Linked DNA regions of Homo sapiens: region 2 is linked to region 1. A link is an interaction called in ENCODE POLR2A ChIA-PET data of the cell type or tissue named here. Cell type or tissue: MCF 10A. All regions are shown on one strand. Each heading gives the region's core, and the rest is flanking DNA. Links, peaks and the distances in the headings are about the cores only.

Region 1 (4,399 bases), core at 277-4,276:
AGCTGCTAGGTAGGTTAATCCAGTGATGCAACCAGGACTCTTTGATCATATAGTAACATCCCAACTTACTGTATCTAGCTTCTGTCTAAAATAGTTATTTGCAATTAGAAATTATTTTATTATTTCTTAATTTTGGCGGGGGGAAATGAAAATAACATGAAGAAAATGGAATGCATGTTTGCGTGGTATGTCCAGTCTCACAATGTGTCATCTTAAAGTCCTGGTTAGTGTCAGACTCACCTCTGGGGTGTGATAGCTGTGTCAGCTGCAGACCTCAAGCCTCCTGCTCACATGTGTTTCATTTAAACCAACCTCCTCCTCCTCTCCCCCTCCCCCACCATCACACACATATTCCTTTCACTTGAGTATCTGCTTCAAAGAGTACAAAGTTCAATGAAAACTTGTGGTGATAATAAGGAAATAAGTAAATAGAAATTTAAATTTTGCCCTTCTAATATGCTGCCAAGACTATCGATGCCTTTTATTAGAAAAGAGAGTGAGAAAGCTAGAAGCTCATGCTGTGTGGTTTGATTAAAATTAAAACTAATATGTTCTCTCCACCATTATTATTAAAGCATAAATTAAAATGTTTCTTTTATTTGGCCTCTTCAGAGAACTTCTGATATCTCATATGTAACACCTAGTTGATGGTTAACCTGAATGCACTATACTTATAAATATTTATGATACATATTGTCATTTCATGCGTGTCTTTTCCCTGAAATTTCATCTTTACATTAACATATAAATGTTAGTGTTCTGGTGTAGGTGCTGCATAAAAGGAAACATTTTTCTCAGTATGTTGCATGGTAGAAAACTAAAGCACTGAGTAAAAGAAAAATAGAAGGCTTTCCATAGATGTAAGGCAAAATCAGAATTTTACTCTGGACTCTACAAAGCCCTGCAGACAACCACTAAGATATGTGGAGGTTTTCAAAACTCCCCACAAACCACATACACAAGAGCCAATGAATTTCAGCTGATGTCACTGAAACTCATTTGTATTTCTTGGATGGGATACATTTCAATTATGCCTGTAATGTGTCAAATGAGTTATTTCATAATAAATTATTTCTGCTGGACTTTATATTGTGTTATAAAAAATTAAGAAAACACTTTGTTGTCATTGAATATATAAAAAACACTTTCCTAAAATTTTACTTCTGTTCTGCCTTTAACAAAACTCATTTCTCTTTTAGGAGAAAAAAAGAACACTTCTAGTTGGATCAAAGATTTTATTATCTAGCTGATTTTTTTTTTTTAAATCAACTTACATCCTGTTTGTTTCTGAATGACTGGGTCATTTCCAACCTGGCTGATAGTGAAAGGAAATTGTTTCTGTCCTATGGGTCCTGAGAGGCTAATATAAAATGAGCCAGTGGTGTGTCTCCCATGTATAATGGGAATACAGGAGTCCTTTATAGCCAACTTCATTGGCTGTGTCGTCTCAGTGAAGGGTTTCTCTGACAGGGAGTGCTACATTTTGTCCTTAAAAAATATTATATTTTAGTAGATTATAGTGTATGCGAAGAGTTATAATTTGTACTCTTACCCTGTGTCTTAAAAAGAAAATACCGTATCAGCTGATGAAAGCAGAAACACCAAAGTCATCTCTTTAACAACAAAATTACCTGTCACCTTTAGTCCTCTGAAAGCAAATATTTTAACCAAATGTCTTCAGTTCCCTCGCATGTAGAGTAAATTGCAGCTTTAGACATCTAAAAGCCATAAGGAAAAAAAATCCATTATTTTAAATGAGTTCAGTTCTTTAAATCACTGCCAGAGCAAATGTCTGGGAAAGCAAAGGCTCCATTAGCTATGATTCAAGTATTTATTATCTGACATCGGTCATATCTCTTTGGTAATTCTAAGACACTTGGCCTGAGCGCTGCTCTAGTTTGCCTCTCAAGGCAGGAGAACAGGGTCTGTGCTCATTCATGCGTTGGCTCCTGCTGCGACTACGAATAGGCGGGTTAACTGTTTGGTAATTTGTGTGCCAGGGAAATTTGGGCAAGAGTCAATTTGGCAAATGGACTGAGGCTCTGAAGCCACTTTGAATAAGCTAATGAGTAATCATCATGGGGAACTTTGCCTCCGGTAATCCACTTCCCATTTTGAGCCAGTAACCCAGGATGGAATGATATTTGGAGGTTTTTTTTTTTTAATCTTGTCTATCATCTTTTAATAGAATTTCCATTCTGATTTCTTTGAACAGTAGGGAGGAAATCTGTATATTTTCAAACATTTTCTTCGCATTCAGGAAGTATAAATTCTGGCCCTGAAGAAGGAAAGACCTTTTAATTTGATCAGAACTTTGAATCTGTGTAGCCAAAATAATAACCAGGAAATTCAGAGGGGGAACAATTCTTTTCACCAGTGAAAAAACTAAAAATAACTGTGTGTATTAGATACAGCTCCTTCTATGTGGCAGCGCAATATAAATAGGTGAGTTGCATGGCAATAGATGCCTCAGACAGGATTCTTAGTTTTGAGCTGGTGAAGCCAATGTTCATTGAGAAGGCAGAAAGGGCATTTGTTGTCTGGTTTATAGAAATAGTTGGCTTACATCGTGGTTCAGCATGGCTAGCAAAGCCTAGAGGACTAGCTCTTCCCAGCCAGCATCACAAACAAGTACCGTCTGCAGAGCTAGTCTGCAGCAGGAGATGCTTCTGCTGATGAGAAATGGATGCTGCAGCTTTCTTTTCACCCTGTTGATGCCAGACAGCACTGGTGCCCTCACTGCTCCAGATCCTGAGTGGTCCCTCCCCAGGTCCTTCTTTTTTGTATCACTCATTACCTATTTGAAGCCTAAGACAGGTGCATTTCATTAGCCAAGCTTAGACTACACAGAAGACCAGGAAAGCAACTACTGGACATATTTAGCTTCTACAGGGGAGAATCATAAAGTAGAGAATTCTCCTAACATAGGAAGGAGTTTCCAGTGCTAGACAACCGAAGAAATGGAAATGGGTCAGAAAAGAACAAAATATTTGTTTTGTTTCCTTGATTTCATATGCCCATTTCTTCTTACAATTGTACTTTATTCTGCCATTTTTATTCCATGTTCTCTACTTCATTATATATTGCTTACCACATATATAAATGTATTTTCATTTTAAATTGCTTTTTAGACTTTCATTCAGTAATACCATGGTAGAGAATCATATGTAATAAAATTGTCAGGAGAGGATTTAGGACATTTTGCACATGAAAGATTATTTAGCTCATTCCTGAGTCTTTTTTGTTGCATTGTTACATTAAAAAATGCATTTTGATTCCCCAGGAGCATTGCAGAGCCATTGTCAAGGGGGAGTTGGAGATTGAGATCTGTGGCTCTGAGTAGAAATTTCAAGGAGAGAGCAGTTTGCCTGATCCATGTAGATAGAAATGAGCCAGCCGGGCATGGTGGCTCACCCCTGTAATCCCAGCACTTTGGGAGGTCCAGGTGGGCGGATCACAAGGTCAGGAATTCAAGACCAGCCTGACCAACATGGTGAAACCCTGTCTCTACTAAAAATACAAAACTTAGTCAGGTGTGGTGGCATGCACCTGTAATCCCAGCTACTCAGGAGGCTGAGGGAAGAGAATTGCTTGACCCTGGGAGGCAGAGCTCACAGTGAGCCGAGATCGCACAATTGCACTCCAGCCTGGGCAACAGAGCGAGACTCTGTCTCAAAATAAAAAAAAAAAAAAAAAAAAAAAAAAATGAGAAAAAGAAGAAAGAAATGAGCCAAACCTCTGTTTCCAGGGCTTGCCTTCCCACTCTTGAAACTCTAGATTCTAGATTAAGAGGGAGGGGCAGATGAGAACTGTATAGCCCAGATCACTGAATGTTAGCCACAGCCCCTTTGAAATTAAAAATGAAAGGAAAAAAATGAAAAGATCTCTTAATATATCTTGTTGTTATGTATTTGTTTATCAGATTGAGCAGATGGGTTGGAGTGCCCAGGGAGAGAAGAGGACAGGGATGCAACGAGCCTTAAAAGATTTTGGGAGAGCAATCAAGAGTATGGTTAAATGTCGTAAGAGTATTTTGTGGTGTGGCAGATATGCACTCTGCTTTCTCAATTTATAAATGGCTGTAATTGCTTTCCTCTCAGTTTTCCACTTTGAATTAGAACTAATTGCCTTTACAGCGCTGCTTTGCTCCCACCTACATAGTTTTCCCTTTCATTCTATAAAACCATGTGTTTGGTGCCTCTTCATTCATAGCTTCCAGTTTGGGTGCTATTCTTGGAGCAGCCACCCACTTTCTCACTACCAGTGAAGCTGCGTTCATTCTTCTGAGCTCTTCCACACAATCCACTGCTTTTTGCAAAAGAGTTTGGTGTTACTGCTCCATGCAAAGTTTCCCTCGGCCCCTGCTTGAAAGTGGTTCGAAGGAGATATAAATTCGACA
Region 2 (4,399 bases), core at 149-4,148, 370 kb before region 1:
CTAATTGTTGAGGAACTAAAAGTAATACTTGAAGAGCCTGATATATAATGAGTACTCATTGTTATTCAAGGACATAGACTATACCATAAATAACCTTTTTTTTTTTTTTAAAGTCCCAAAGCTTATTCCAATACGGTGTTTTGTTCATGGCCATTTTTTATGATTGGATAGATTCAGCTGTGCACATTTTAAGTGCTTAAGGAAGGGAAAGATGGATATGAGTTCAAATCTTGGGAGGTTTTACAAAACAGGTAAGACTTAAATCAGTGCTTGAGAAGAAGTGCAAATACACTTTAGGAAAATGACCTGACATTAATTTTTTTTTTTTTTTTTTGAGATGGAGTCTCGTTTTGTTACCCAGGCTGGAGTGCAGTGGTGCGATCTAGGCTCACTGCAACCTCTGCCTCCCGGGTTCAAGCGATTCTCCTGCCTCAGACTCCCGAGTAGCTGGGATTACAGACATGCACCACCACGTTTGGCTAATTTTTGTATTTTTAGTAGAGACGGGGTTTCACCATGTTGGCCAGGCTGGTCTCAAAATCCCAACCTCAGGTGATCCGCCCACGTCGGCCTCCCAAAGTGCTGGGATTACAGGCGTGAATCATCACGCTTGGTCCTGACATTAATATTTAGCGGAGGTAAAAACTGAAGATAAAAAGGCCAGCAGGAGTTCAGATATGCGTTTCTGATTTGTAGCAGTAAGAATGGAGAGGCATATTCTGTGCTCACAGAGGTTAATAAGTAATAAAAGAATGGAGAGGCAGAAAAAAAGTGATTTGAAGACAGAGCTTAAGAAAGGTGATGAGGCCAGACCCAGTGGCTCACGTGTAATTTCAGCACTATGGGAGCCTGAGGTAGGAAGATTGCTTGAGTCCAGGAGTTTGAGGCTAGCCTGGGCAAAATGGCAAAACCCCATCTCCACCAAAAAAAAAAAAAATTAGCTGAGCATGGTGTCATGCACATGTAGTGCCAGCTACTTGGGAGGCTGAGGCAGGAGGATAGCTTGAGCCAGGGAGGTTGAGGCTGCAGAGAGCCATGTTGGAGCTACTGCCCTCCAGCTTGAGCAATAGAGTGAAACCCTATCTAAAAATGGAAAAGAAAAGAAATGAGGCAGACAGCAAATCCTAGGTGGCATAGTAATGGTGGTTGGTGAATCAGAGGTTAGCAAGATTAGGGAGACACAGGAAAAGGCAAGACTGCTTGTTAACAAAGTAGATGGGGCCAATCTGTAGAACTGTGTAAACATGATACACTTTGCTCACTAGCCAATGGCAAGGCCACGGAACATACTGGTGATACTTACACGGGCATATACTTTACCTTAAAGATCTGGAGAACCGGTATATCTCAGGAGGCCCTCTGTTTCACCTCATAAGGGGCAATATATATTAATAAAATACTTACGTATGCTTTTATGCATTCTTTATGGTATTTTTAAAATTGATTTTTATTATTAAAATTTTTAGACCAGGTGCAGTGGCTCACACCTGTATTCCCAGCACTTTGGGAGGCCAAGGTGGGCAGATTGCTTGAGCCCAGGAGGTTAAGACCAACCTGGGAAACATGGGGAAAAACCCATCTCTACTAAAAATACAAAAATTAGCTGTGCATGGTGGCCCACACCTGTATTCACAGCTACTTGGAAGTCTGCAGTGGGAGGATCACTTAAGCCCAGTGAGCCGTGATCATGCTACTGCACTCCAGTCTGGGCGACAGACTGAGACTGGTCTCAAAAAAAAAAAAAGAAAAAAAATTTTTTTTTTTTTACCAGCCATTTTTTACTCCCCAAATCCTGCTCTCCCTTTACATTATTTTTATTTTGGAAACTGGGCTGCTATAACAAAATACATTAGACTTGGTAATTTATAAACAACAAAAATTTATTTTTTACAGTTCTGGAGGCTGAGAAATCCAAGATCAAAGCAACAGTAGACTCTGTGTCTGATGAGGGCCTGTTCCTTATAGATGACACTTTCTTGCTGCATCCTCACATGGCAGAAGGGGGCAAGGCTGCTCCGTTCAACCTCTTCAGTAAGGGCACTAATCCTGTTCATGAGGGCAGAGTCCTTATGACTTACTTCCCAAAAGACCCCATCTCTTAATGCTATCATATTGGATATTAGGTTCCAACATATGAATTTTGGAGGACACCAGTATCCAGACCACAGCAGAAGCCAAAAAATGACAAAACATTCTGGCTATAATATGCTGTGTATAATACATTCCTGAAAATCTTCACATTTTAAGAAAATGGCTCACTTAAAATAAGAGCCTAAGGAAAAAATAAGTCTGGGAAAGCCCTCTCAAACTCTGAACAACTGAGCGGTGGTTCCCAAACTTTGCTACTTACTGATATGATCTTTAAAAACTGATAGCTGGCTCCCACACTCAAGACATTCTGAGTTAAATAGAATGAGGTTCAGCTGGGCCTCAGTATTCTAAAACATCCGTAGTTAACTAATAAACAACAAAGTCTGGCAACCACTGAACTGTAGTATTAACAGACAATAACAACCGAAATGAAAATAGTAGTTCATTTAGAAGGACGTGTAAAACTCCTAACAAATAAAGCAATGTTATATTAACTTAAAGAGTTTTACCTTTTTAAAAAAGTTGAAGGTTGCTTAAAGAATGACAGTTTACAGAAGGGTAGACACTGATGAGTGATGGAAACAAGGGCGGGAGATCATCAGAAGTAGCAGATGGAGAAGCAGTTGCAAACTTTGCAGGAAATGTGGAGTTGCCAGAGATGGATGGCTCTGACTCGTTGTCTGATGTCGCTTTTGCCCAAAGATGTGAGGGAGCTGCAAAATAAGCACTATCAAAATGGAGCATATGGCTGAACCAAGCCCAGGGAAGAATGGGGTCCCACACCGTGAAAGGTCATCATTTGAGTGCTATACTCCCCCAGGCCTGGTTCAATCACAAAACTAAGTGCAATAATTGTACTTCAGCTATTGTGTCTTTGTACTACAAAGCATTAAAGTGCTATGAAAAATTATGTATGAACCAACCCACTTTCCCTATTATTCTAACATTACTCTCCTGTTTAACAATCTCATGTGACCTCATGTGTACTATAAAAAACAGTACTCGGCTGGGTGTAGTGGCTCATGCCTTTAACCCCAGCACTTTGGAAGGCCAAGGCAGGCAGATTACTTGAGCTCAGGAGTTCCAGACCAGCCTGGGCAATGTGGTGAAATCCTGTCACTACAAAAAATTAGCCAGGCGTGATGATGCGCACCTGTAGTCCCAGCTACTCAGGAGGCTGAAGTGGGAGGATTCCTTGAGACCAGGAGGCAAAGATTGCAGTAAGCCAAGATCTTCTCACTGCACTCCAGCCTGGGTGATAGAGCTAGACCCTGTCTCAAAAATAAAAAATAAAAAAGACAATACTGTAACATAACAGACTATGTTAGTATTCCACTGAGAATCTGGAGTTTAAATAATGTCATCCTGCCCCTGTTTTACTTATCTCCTTCTGTGGTTCATACTGTCCTTTAGCACCAAGTAATTCTTTAGGTAGGCAGTTCTTCCACCTCTGACTTTGCCCTAGAAGGGTACTTGAATTCGTATAACTTGGGCAGCTTTATTTAAATAGCACATACAGCATATGACTAATCCAAATGGAGCACCCATACCTGATCATTTTTCAATATCTTTTTTTAAAAAATAAATTACCATGTATGTGTTATCACTATAGTGAACCAGATTAGGGAACTTTATTTTAAGCTGAGTACATTTGCTTTCTTTTTTATTGTTTTGCTTGGCTTTTAAAAATTGTCTTTAGCAGCTTGGATTGCAATACAGGTAAAATTATACTGTCATTTCCATTGAATTTTTTGCATGCCAAAATTGGAAAATAATATTGATATCAGAAATTACTTAGGTCACTAGGATCTTCAGTCTGAATTCATTCCTTAATGTTATAATCCACACAGAAGGAACAGATTGATTTGGACTTGTTGCAGACATTGTATGGCAAGGTAGAGCAATGCTAATTTATTGATTTTTTTTTTTTGGAGAAAAATACTGAGGTTAGGCAATGAGAGATGAATAATGTAAGAAGGTATATAGAAATGTAAATGGAATAGTGAGAGTGAAGTATAAGAATTACATTGACAAAAGCTAAACATAAATAACCTTGAGTGACCAATAGAAAGCAAATGCCTGAAATTACATTAAAACACATGGGGAGCAAATAAGGGTTGAAAATTACTTATTGGGTACAATGCTCACTACTCAGGTGATGGGTGCACTAAAAGCCCAGATTTCATATATGCATGTAAGAAAGCTGCACTTGTACCCCCTAAATATTAAAAAAAAATTTTAAATTAAAAACATATGGGGCAGAAAAAAATCAAGGCTTTCCCTTATTTTTGATAAATTCTCATTATAT

What was found. ChIA-PET counts read pairs that join two places held together with the same protein. Peaks named below come from ENCODE experiments on the same cell type or tissue, not always from the same donor. Only the 100,000 strongest peaks of a DNase experiment are listed, where the experiment ranks them.
Region 2: POLR2A ChIA-PET joins it to region 1 with 5 read pairs; 2 of 35 experiments call an interaction of 5 or more read pairs at or near these places.

What each region holds. Positions count from the first base shown.
Region 1 is chr7:117,806,052-117,810,450 of GRCh38, reverse strand. All of the region lies in intron 3 of CTTNBP2 (cortactin binding protein 2), which reads left to right. Among named protein-coding and RNA genes, the nearest start is that of CTTNBP2, 65 kb to the left of the region's middle. RefSeq lists an enhancer at 1-537. In MCF 10A, for the core only: no CTCF peak of the experiment used is centred there; a DNase peak (open chromatin) is centred at 2,000.
Region 2 is chr7:118,176,660-118,181,058 of GRCh38, reverse strand. The region is part of intron 1 of LOC105375470 (a long non-coding RNA gene); the gene reads left to right. Among named protein-coding and RNA genes, the nearest start is that of LSM8, 5.3 kb to the left of the region's middle. In MCF 10A, for the core only: no CTCF peak of the experiment used is centred there; no DNase peak of the experiment used is centred there.